2 separate regions of the Homo sapiens genome follow, and region 1 is linked to region 2. A link is an interaction called in ENCODE POLR2A ChIA-PET data of the cell type or tissue named here. Cell type or tissue: OCI-LY7. All regions are shown on one strand. Each heading gives the region's core, and the rest is flanking DNA. Links, peaks and the distances in the headings are about the cores only.

Evidence for each region. ChIA-PET counts read pairs that join two places held together with the same protein. Peaks named below come from ENCODE experiments on the same cell type or tissue, not always from the same donor. Only the 100,000 strongest peaks of a DNase experiment are listed, where the experiment ranks them.
Region 1: POLR2A ChIA-PET joins it to region 2 with 6 read pairs; 2 of 35 experiments call an interaction of 5 or more read pairs at or near these places.

The regions. Positions count from the first base shown.
Region 1 is chr2:64,753,724-64,759,536 of GRCh38, reverse strand. It overlaps LOC105374777 (a long non-coding RNA gene), which reads left to right. Exons shown (of 6, transcript XR_940177.3): 6 at 1,723-2,548. Among named protein-coding and RNA genes, the nearest start is that of SERTAD2, 100 kb to the right of the region's middle. In OCI-LY7, for the core only: no CTCF peak of the experiment used is centred there; no DNase peak of the experiment used is centred there.
Region 2 is chr2:64,052,259-64,058,071 of GRCh38, reverse strand. No RefSeq gene overlaps it. Among named protein-coding and RNA genes, the nearest start is that of VPS54, 36 kb to the right of the region's middle. In OCI-LY7, for the core only: CTCF peaks have their summits at 2,384 and 2,584 (motif pointing right); DNase peaks (open chromatin) are centred at 2,581, 3,333, 3,721, 5,371 and 1 weaker place; H3K4me3 peaks cover 2,215 bases; H3K27ac peaks cover 4,253 bases.

The DNA of each region.
Region 1 (5,813 bases), core at 483-5,482, 700 kb before region 2:
TCCCGAGTAGCTGGGACTACAGGTGCCTGCCACCACGTCCGGCTAATTTTGTTTTTGTATTTTTATTAGAGACGGGGCTTCACCGTGTTAACCAGGATGGTCTTGATCTCCTGATCTCGTGACCAGGTGATCTGCCTGCCTCAGCCTCCCAAAGTGCTGGGATTACAGGCCTGAGCCACTGCGCCCAGCCAATTTTTGTATTTTTAATGCAGACAGTGTTTCACCATGTTGGCAAGGCTGGTCTCAAACTCCTGACCTCAAGTGATCTGCCCGCCTCGGCCTCCCAAAGTGCTAGGATTACAGGCGTGAGCCACCGCACCTGATCTGTTCGTATGTTTTTAACTTGGAAATGGGGATGTGAGCAGATACGAATAGCAGAGTAGCAGGATTGTTTTCTATATCTCAGACTGTGGCCCACTCCTCAACAGCCATCACTCATCTTGCACCCAGCCTGAGAAGAAAACATATAATCGATAAATGTCTTTTAAACATGCAAAAGGGGAGCAGGAAGGTGATGGTGGATGCTATGAGGGTAGAAACCATGGGGGCCTGGGGACTGCATGAAAATCTGCCTCAACCTCATGTGAGAACTGGAAGAAAATATTTGTCAGAAGTGAATTGTAACAATACCTACCCTACCCTTCCCTCAAAGTGTCCCAGCTAAAAGCAGAAATGAAAAACAAAGAGATGTACCCTATAGGAAAGACATTCAAAGGCCTGGGGCTTACGTGATCTTGTTCTGTTTACCTTTTTTAAAAAATTCATAAAACATTTAAAAAAATGTATCCATGTTGCAAAATGTACACTTAGTGCATTACTTCCAACAGCTGCATGTTGTTCCATGGCACCCATTACCTCGTACTTACCCATTGTGCTGGTGATGTATATGCTAAGGTTGCCTTCAATATCTGGCTAGCTCAAGTGCTGCTGTGATGAACACCTCAATTGTGGTCACTTAAGGACCTGTGCAAGAGCTTCTTAGGGGTGCACATTCCCAGGAGTGGAACTGCTGGGTCATCGGGAAAAATACATTCTACCACATTCTATATTTCATTAAGTATTGTTAGTTAATGCTCCAAAATGATTGTACCAGGACTTAACTCCCAATAACAAAGCAGGAGGATTCAAATTTCTTCCTATCCTAGGCAACACTTGATATTACTAAACTTTCACGTTTGCCTATTTAATAGATGTAAATAAGTATTTTGGTGTTTTTATGTACAGTTATCTGATTATAAGTGAGGTTGGATATCTCTTCATCTACTTGTTAGTCTCTCAAGGTTCCCTTCTATAAATCTGCCTGTTCATATCCTTTGGCTATTTTTCTATTGCATTTCTTTTTTTTCTCAGTTATTTGTAGGAATTCTTAATACTGTATATTCTAGATATTAATCTTTTGTTGGCTTCAGCCTTTGAAAATACTTTCCAATCTATCAACTTTCTCTAAACTTGTTTATGATGTTTTTTGTTGAACAGAACAGTTTAAAATTTTGATGTCATCAAGTTCATCTTTTTTTGATTTTATAGTTTATGCTTTGAGTCTTGTTTAAATGCTTTTCTTCTTTTTTCTACCCTAAGATTACAAAGCTATTCTTCTATTTTTAATTTCTATTAGTTTTACCTTTTACTTTTAGGTTTTTTTTTGTTGTTGTTGTTGCTAATGTAGAGCTCACCTTTGCATATGGTATGAGATAGGGGTTTAATTTTATATTTTTCTCACAGTGAATCAATTTCCCCAACATTATCTATGAAACCAAATCTCTGTGTTAGATTGGATTATTGTTCCCAATCCTTCTTGTTCTCCTGGCTCTACAATTATACACCTGTGCCTTTTGGCATGAAGTTTTGCATTACCTTCCACTATTGATGTTCAACTTGGCCATATGACTTGTTTGGCCAATGGAATGTTGGTGAATATGATGAGAGGAGAGGTGTTAAATGTATTTGAATGATTTGGCTTGACCTCTTGCCAGAAGGAGACATGTGGTGAAGACTTGAATCTGACCTGCATCCTGGAGCCAAGTCCAGCTGAATTCAGCTGAACCCAACCAAGTCTTAAGGAGCCCAGATGAGATGAGCTGAATCTCAGTTCATATACAGACCCATAAGGGAGAAAAATAAATGACTACCATAAGCCACTGATAAGTTGGGATTATCTGTTACATAATATTATTATTGCAGCAAGCAATAGCTGACTAACTCAACATGATTTCCTCATGGATTTGTGGTGTTACCATGATCACATATCAGATTCTCTTATGTAAATGGGTTGTTTCTGAGTTCTCTATTCTGTTTCATGGTTCTGTATGTCTGCTACTATAAAAAATGACCGACTTATAAAGAAATTTAGTCTTCCATGTGCATTTTAGAATACGTTTAAATTCCCCAAATCTTGCTACAAGTTTGGTTTGCATTGAATTTATAAACACATTTAGAGATAATTGAGATCTTAATAACGTTACATCATCTTATCCATAAACATTATATATACCTCTATTTGGGTTTCCTTTGAATTCCTTCAATAAATTCAAATATGTTAATTCCTGGATACTTTATAGTTTTGTTGCTTTTATAAATAGTATCTTATTTTCTAGTTTGTTAGTGTAAGTGTGAATGAATACTTTCAGTTTCCATGAATTGATTTTCTTTTTCTTTTTTTTTTTTGGCGACCAAGTCTCACTTTGTTGCCGAGCCTGGAGTGCAGTGGCGTGATCTCGGCTCACTGCAACCTCCGCCTCTGATCCTTCAAGCAATTCTCATGCCTCAGCCTCCTGAGTTGCTGGGACTCAGGCATGCACAACCACACCAGGCTAATTTTTGTATTTTTAGTAGACACAGGGTTTTTCATCATGTTGTCCAGGCTGGCCTCTAACTCCTGACCTCAGATGATCCACCTGCCTTAGCCTCCCAAAGTGTTGCCACTGTGCAGGGCCATGAATTGATTTTCTATTTGGGAATCTTGCTATATCAGTTGGGATTAGATTTGGCTATAGGTAATGCAAACACACAAACACAAACTGAAATAAAAGTGTCATGATGAGACAGAGGTTTATTCAAGAAATTCAAGAAGTTTGGTGAGTAGATAACTCAGGGCTGGTACTGTTATATCAGGTGTCTTCTGTTTTGTTGCTCTGCCATGTGTGGCTTCCCTATCCAAGGTCAGCTTATGATCTAAAATGACTGCTAACACTGCAGCCATTATGTCTGCATTCCAGATAACAGGAAAGAGGATGAAGGCACACTTTCTCCCTTTAAGGATGTATGCACTACTTCTGCTTACAACCCGTTGCCTGGGGCATGACAATACTTAGCTGCAAGGGAGGCTGGCAAATGTTGTTTTTATTCTGGTTGGCCCTGTGCCCTGCTAAAAAACCTAGTATTATGGAAGAAGGGGAGAACAACATCTCTGTCACCTTGCTGAACGCTTATTATTTCTAATAGCTTGCTATTTCTATTGGATGTTTTACGTGGTTGATCGTATTACCGCAAACAATCCAAATTTAGTTTCCTTCCTTCTAATTCTTCTATTTCCTCCTCCTTTAAAAAATATCATTCTGTTAGCCAGAACTTTCAGCGTCATATTAAATAGTAGAGGCAACATTATCTTGATCTCAAACTTATGTGGAATGTGTTTAAAGTTAATCCATTAAGTAATGTACTTGCTGTACATTTTGGTCCTTTATGAGGTTAAGTAAATTTCCTTCTATTCCTAATCTTATAAAAGTTTTTATCATTAATAAGTTATATACTCTCTCAAATGCTTTTTCTTAGTCTTTTGAAATGGATTATATTGATAGACTTTCTGATGTTAAATCATACTTGAATTTCTGGAGTAAAGTCTACCTAATTTATTATGTTTTCATGATAGAGGACTAGATAGGTGGCTAGTCAGATAAATGCATTCTAAAGACAGGGAAATACGTTTTAAGGTTTCTCCTAGCTCACTGTAATAAGCATGTTGGATTTAGTTTGCTAGTATTTTACCTATAATTTTTGCATCTATGTTCATAAGTGAAATGGGCCTATTCTTTTCTTGATCTGTTCTTTTTTCAGATTGAGAATCTAATTTGGCTGTGTAGGTTTAAAAAAAGTTTTTCCCTCAACCTTCTTTTGCTCACAATGGCCTTTTTCTTCATTTGTTTTGTAATTTGGATTGTGAGCTCATGTTTGCCTAGGCTTTATATGTAGAAATTCTATGAGGTCTGGGTGGAATCCTTTATCCTTGATAGAGGATTTGCTTTTGCTTCCTGATCTATGTGGGTAGTATATGTTCAAATCTGTTTAAAAGGAGCTTGGCTCACGCCTGTAATCCCAACACTTTGGGAGGCCGAGGTGGGTGGATCACGAGGTCAGGAGATCGAGACCATCCTGGCTAACACAGTGAAACCCCGTCTGTACTAAAAATACAAAAAAAAATTAGCCGGGCGTGGTGGCAGGCACCTGTAGTCCCAGCTACTCGGGAGGCTGAGGCAGGAGAATGGCCTGAACCCGGGAGGCGGAGCTTGCAGTGAGCCGAGATCTCGTCACTGCACTCCAGCCTGAGCGACAGAGCGAGACTGATCAGCTACAATCATAAATATATAAATAACAATAAAAAGGAAATCTTTTATTATGACATACTGTTTGTTTTTCAGATTTTAAAAAAGACATCCAACTCATAATCACAACAGATTAGAAAGTAGAGATAAGCAAGAGGAAAACTATATAGAAATGAACCAAATTCTGCTTATCTCTGACAAACACACTTAAAGCCTCCCTACACGTTTCCTCAGGTTCCTGTTTTAATGTTGCATGTGTGTACTTTTGAGCCTCTCAAATAGATTGTAAGCCATTTGAGACACCAAAAATCTCATATAGTACTTTATCTTTTAAATAACCATCACAGCCTTAGTACATCACTATTACATCACTAGTATACTACCAGTACATCACTAGTACATCTCACTGTTTGGAAGAAAAATGACAATAATACTATAATACTATAGTTGTTGAAATTAATACATTGAAATTTGCATTTTGAAATGTTCCTACATAGAAAAAATTCTGTCTCTGTGTATTTTAAGATCATAAACTAGTAAGCTTCTCACATATTACAATTCATATACAACATCAATTACAGTGATTTTTTTTTCAGGCATATATGATCTTTATTTGACTTGCCCATACTTCTTAGTGCTGTAGTTATGAGGTATGCTCATGTTATTTATAGAAGACTATTGGCCATCTTCATCCTCTTTTTTAGGGATCACTCCTTCCCCGCAAGGCCTGTGTGCAAGCAGTGTAGAAGGGGAAGTGAGCACAAAAATGAGAGGTAGAAAATATAGGCCGGGCGCGGTGGTTCATGCCTGTAATCACAGCACTAAGGGAGGCCGAGGTGGGCAGATCACAAGGTCAGGAGTTTGAGACCAGCCTGACCAACATGGTGAGACTCCGTCTCTACTAAAAATACAAAAATTAGCTGGGCATGGTGGCGCGCGCCTGTAATCCCAGCTACTCAGTAGACTGAGGCAGGAGAATCACTTGAACCTGGGAGGCAGAGGTTGCAGTAAGCCGAGATCGTGCCACTGCACTACAGCCTGGGTGACAGAGCGAGACTCCGTCTCAAAAAAAAAAAAAAAAGGGAGAAAGGAAATAGAAATAGATACACATAAGAAAGGAAGAGGAGGAAAGGAAGAAATAAACAGGGGGTCTCAAATTTTCAAAACAAAGGAATAAACAAGGGTTCTCAAATCAAATATTTATTTTAGTATTTTAATATTTTAAAATGTTAATATTTATTCAAGTCACCTGGGATATTTGTTTAAAGAGCAGAT
Region 2 (5,813 bases), core at 604-5,603:
CCTTACAGGGGCAAATTTCTTTTTATAAGTTGAGAAACTCTGGTCTAGAGAGTAGCAGCTGCTCTTTATATCCACCATTCTTGTATTCTTAAGAGTTATGTTTATCCCTTAGTAGTTAATCCCATTTCTAGTTAATATACTTTCAATTTTCCCTGTTGGACTTACTGTGTGATTGTCTTCTGGCTGGACCTTGACTGATACAGTGCACTTGACTTTTATGGAAAAAAGGCAAATAATAATTGAAAATATGCTAAAATCAAAGGCTTGAATTTTTAAAATTCTAGGACATTGTCTTTTTTTTGTTGTTTTTGAGATGCAGTCTTGCTCTGTTGCCCAGGCTGGAGTGCAGTGGCATGATCTGGGCTCACTGCAACCTCCGCCTCCTGGGTTCAAGCGATTCTCCTGCTTCAGCCTCCTGAGTAGCTGGGACTACAGGCACTTGCCACCACCCCCAGCTAATTTTTGTATTTTTATTAGAGACGGGGTTTCACCATGTTGGCCAGGATGGTCTCAATCTCTTGACCTCATGATCTGCCCACCTCGGCCTCCCAAAGTGCTAGGATTACAGGCGTGAGCCACCGTGTCCAGCCCTCTAGGACATTTTCTATAGCCTGTAGAGCTCAATCCCCAGCTACTTACATCTTGCACAGTTTGGAATGATGACATTGGGACCATGACAGATGATGAATGGCCAAAGTTAGGTTGCTAGTCTGTACTAGCCTTTCACTAGTACAATGCATTCTATATGGATACTGAACACATTTTTCGTTTATAACTATTTTATAAAGTTCTTATAAATGCTAAGCTCCATAATAACAATAATAATAATAATAATAATAATCATCATCATCATCATCATCATCATAACTAACATTTATTGGGCACTTACTATGTGCCAGCACTAATCTAAGCTCTATCACTCTGGTAACAGGGCTGCAAATGAATGGGAAAAAGCTGAAAATACATAAGCCAGGAAGCCAGTTAGGAGGTTGCTATAAAATTCCAGGTATGAGATGACAGTGGCTTGGACTAGGGTGATAGCACGGAGATAGCATGCTGTTGGCTTAGTAAGGCCCAGAGCAGAAAGAGCTTTCTATCCTCTTCAGCCACAAAACAGTCTGTAGCAGAGGGGTCATTCAATCCACTTACCAGAGAAACAGGGCTAGAGAAAGAAACAAAATTTATTTGTTAAGTTCCTATAATATGGCCAGTACTGTGTTACACAACATTAGGGGTACCAACAATAATCATATATTTATGAGTACCTTATGACTTGGTATACAGCTATAAAATGATAAAGCTAATAGAAGAATATATAGAATATATGTAAGACTTTGGAATGGGAAAGAATTTTGTAAATTAGACCCAAAAAGCACAAGACATGAAATTTTGACTGCACGAAAATTACGGATTTCTGTTCAGTGAAGCCCATCATAAACAAACTTACACAGACAGAGGATAGACAGAAAGAAAACATTTGGAAGATATTTCACGCCAACAAGGAATTCAAACCCAGAATATACAATAGTGCTCCTTATCTGCAGGGGATACATTCCAAACTTTGCCAAGTGTATGCCTGAAACTGTGGATAGCACCAAACCTTATATATACTATGTTTCTTTCTTTTACATACATACCTCTGATAAAGTTTAATTTGTAAATTAAGCACAGTAAGAGATTAACAATAACTAATAATACAATACAACAAATTATAATAATATAATAGCATTACTACTCTTGCAATTTGTGGCCATTATTAAATAAAATAAGAGTGACTTGAACACAAGCATTGAGATACCACAAATTATTCTGAGAACCGGCAGGGCTACTAAGTGACTAAGGGGTGGGCAGCATGTGGTTACATGCTAGACAAAGGAATGATAAGGGCCTTGGGCAGGATGGAGCAAGATGGCACAAGATTTTATCTCACTAGTCAAAATGGCATGCAATTTAAAGCTTATGAATTGTTTATTTCTGTAATTTTCCACTTAATATTTCTGGACTAAAGATGGTAGGTAACAAAACTCGGAAAGCAAAACCTCAGATAAGGGGGGACGACTTTATAAGGAACTCCTATAAATCAGATAAAGTACCCAAGAGAGACATTGACAAAAAGTATGAATAGCCAACTCTCAGAAGTGGAAAACCAAATGCCTAAGAAGGATTGAAGAGAAGTTCAGTGTCACTAGTAAACAGAAGAATGGAAATTAAAACTATTTGACATACCGCCTTACATTACACCCAATAGATTTATAAAAATTAGAAAGTTGGGAAATCTTGGCAATCTTGGCAAAGGTGTGGGAAACAAAAACCCTCATGTGCTGCTGCCGGGAGTGTACACAGATACAGGTATCCTAGAGAGCACTGTGGCAGTATCTCTGTGTGTGTGTGTGTGTGTGTGTGTGTGTGTGTGTGTGTGTGTGTGTATTTGTGCGCATGCGCACATGCACACACGTGCATGCTCACTGACAACCTACAATCCAGGAATCCCTCTCCACACAGGTTCATGAAGAAATACACACAAACATGTCTATCACAGGATTGTTTGTGGTACAAGAGAGTTCGGGGCAGTCTGGGAGTCCACCACTAGGGGCCACAGATATGTTAAGAGGATCAGATGATCATGACATGATCATGACACATAATATGGAATCTTATGCAGCAGTTAGAAGAAATGCGCTAGCTGTGCATAAAGGAACATGAATAGAGCTTAAAAACAGCATTGCATCAAAAAGCAAGAAACAGAATGAGAGCCATTGAACATTACAGATTTAACACATATATTCATAAAGCAGCATTATAGAAAAAACAACCTGGGGGTACACTCATATCCAAACACTTATTAATACATCAGAGTGACTGCCAGTGCTGGCAATCAAGGAGGAAAACAATGAAGTAAAATAAAACAAAAAGGTCCTCTCATGGATGATCACATACAGTGATCTGAGGAAGGCGATTAACTCAAATCTTTGCACTTTAAGTCCAAAAGAAGAAAAAAGGAAAGATCTAAATCCTATCTTCCTTTCTTGAAGCTTTTTCATCCCATAAATGAGATGCAACATCTGATTTTTGAGATAATCCATGTAAACATCTGTGCAACTAGCAACTCAAGGATCATCCATCTAGCTGGTTCTTCCGGGTCTCTGGGGACACTTGAGCAAAGCACACATCCATGAGATGCCAGAGGGTAGAAATAAAACAGAGTGAAGGATACCCTTGTAAACTCAATTCCATAAACCAAAGCCTAAATACGGCCTCATTTATGAAACTAGAAGTGCAGTGTAAAACCAAGAATAAAGAGATTGCAGTGTCAGATCAGTGACCCTAGCGTGGTTATTTCCATCAAACAAAATGGAAAGTTATCTAACAATGAAGCACAGAAAAGAGAAAACAAACAGGTAGCTCTGCGTCATCTGCAAAGACAATGTAGTTGGTAAAGTCAGATTATTTGGCATAATCAGGCAATATAAAATGTATATATGTACATATATATATATATATACAATTTTTAAAGTGAGTTGATCTTAGGATTTTGTTCACTTCAAATTGCTTTCAGCCAAACAGGAAACACAAAAGAGCCCGGTTTGATTCCAGAACTCTTCCTTTTTAAGGCTGCCAGGTCTGTCCTCTTGCAGGGAATGAAAGTGAACAAGGCTGAATATTTCTCTGTGTTTCTGAGAAGGGCTTGTCTGACCCAAGTCCTTGCACCTGCATGCACCACCTGTGGCATGAGTCTGTTGCCCTTTTTCAGTTTGTTCTTTCTTGTCTCCAACTGTCTGCCTAGACAGATGACTGCTGGTAATTCACATGTTTTTCCTTCTCCTTAGCTTTAATACTATAGCCACTCCACTTAAATTACACTCCAAGGTAAGCAGGAATTGGTTTTAAATGGAACCCTGAGAGATGGGGAAGTGAGGAAGGTGGGGGATGACTTCTTGATTCCTTGGTGCTGTATTATCACTTGATTCTTCCTCTGAGTTATCTTTTGTACTTAAAATTCCTTTATTTCGCCATTAAAGTGAGTGAGCCTATAAACTGTACTCACTCTGGATACTTAGGTATTTGAAAATGTTTTTGGCTACCATTTCATTTGGCTAGCATTTTATAGTGGACTCACCTACAGATTTAACTAAAAGTCTAAGATACCCTGTAGCAGCACATCAATTTAGGGAAAACTAGCTTTAAAATGTATAGAAACTTAAGAGTACATAACTTTAAAAGTATATAAAGACATACTACTAAACTAAAACGATCACAAAATCTTAGAATTTTGTAGGAGAAAAGAACCTTAGCAAGCACTGACCAGTTTTCAGCCTCTTTTTTTTTTTTCTGCCTCCATACTGCTTATATTTGCAAATTCTCAGTAACATGGCTTCTACTTAATGAGTCTCACCTGGGAGAACAAACATGCACTGTAGCTTGAAAAGATCACCTCTCTCTTTCCCCATGCCAAGTTTATTAGTTTTCAGAGACCATTTGTTGCTAATTGATGATAAAAGTAATATTGTGATTCATGACTTTCCCTGTTTTTTATCTACCAGCCTGTGCCTCACTTTGAACTGTGCGACATAAGACAGGACCGTGGCTGGGCACGGTGCCTTAAGCCAATAATCCCAGCACTTTGGCAGGCCAAGGCGGGCAGATCACGTGAGGTCGGGAGTTCAAGACCAGCCTGACCAACATGGAGAAACCCCATCTCTACTAAAAATACAAAATTAGCTGGGTGTGGTGGCACATGCCTGTAATCCCAGCTACTCAGGAGGCTGAGGCAGGAGAATCGCTTGAACCTGGGAGGCGGAGGTTGCAGTGAGCTGAGATGGAGCCATTACATGCCAGCCTGGGCAACAGAGCGAGACTCCATCTCAAAAAAATAAAAATAAAAAAAATTTAAAAGACAGGGCCATGAACACAAAACAACTGTGTCTCCATCTGCAGAGAAGCACTGAGTATCTGGACATTGTTTAGTGTCCTTTTTAACCTTATAATTAAATTCCACACTTCCCCTGCTATTGTTTAAAGTATTTAGCACTCAACCAAATGTATTTTTATTGGCTATTAGTACTAAAGTAGTTACTATCTTATCAAAAGCCTATTAACAAAAGCCAAGGCACAATTTTTTCCCATGCAGTCTCTGGCTTTGATTTTTTAAAAAAAATTTTTTAGACATATTCATGTAGAAAAGTTACAGAATACGGATGAATAGAAAAACAGTTTTTCTTAATCTCACCACCTAGAGAAAAGAGCATCTCCCATGTACACTTCTAGTCTTCATTTTCATCTTAAGAATATTTTACTTAAAAAATGTCACCCAAACAGACTTGTGTCTACAAAGGTGAGCTTCTGAGAAACCAACTTCCCTTGTGCAGCAGCAGACTCTGCTTTAGAGGGAAGGAAGCGGCTCACATCCTGACTAACAGGGGGTCATTGTTACTCTCTCAGAATTGGCATAATGCCTTCTTCTTCAGCCAGAAAGACAATTATGTGACAGAAAATCTAAGAGGTGGGCCTGCCTTAGGGAAAAGTGGCTTAAAAGCAAATTTGACTCACATAAAGAGAGTGCTAGGTATTTTCCTTGCTTGCTTTCTCTGTAATTGTTACAGCCCAGAAAGACATGGGTTTGAGTCCCAGTTATTCCTTACAAGCCAGGTAACCTTGGATAAGTTACTAAAGTCCCTCTCTGCTACAGTTTCCTCATTTGTTAAATAGGAACAATAATAGTACCAACTTGACTGAGTTCTTGCAAAGACCAGCAAGTTACGTAGGGGCCAAGGGAGAGCTTTCCTCGTGGCCCTCAGAAGGTTTGCTGAAAAACC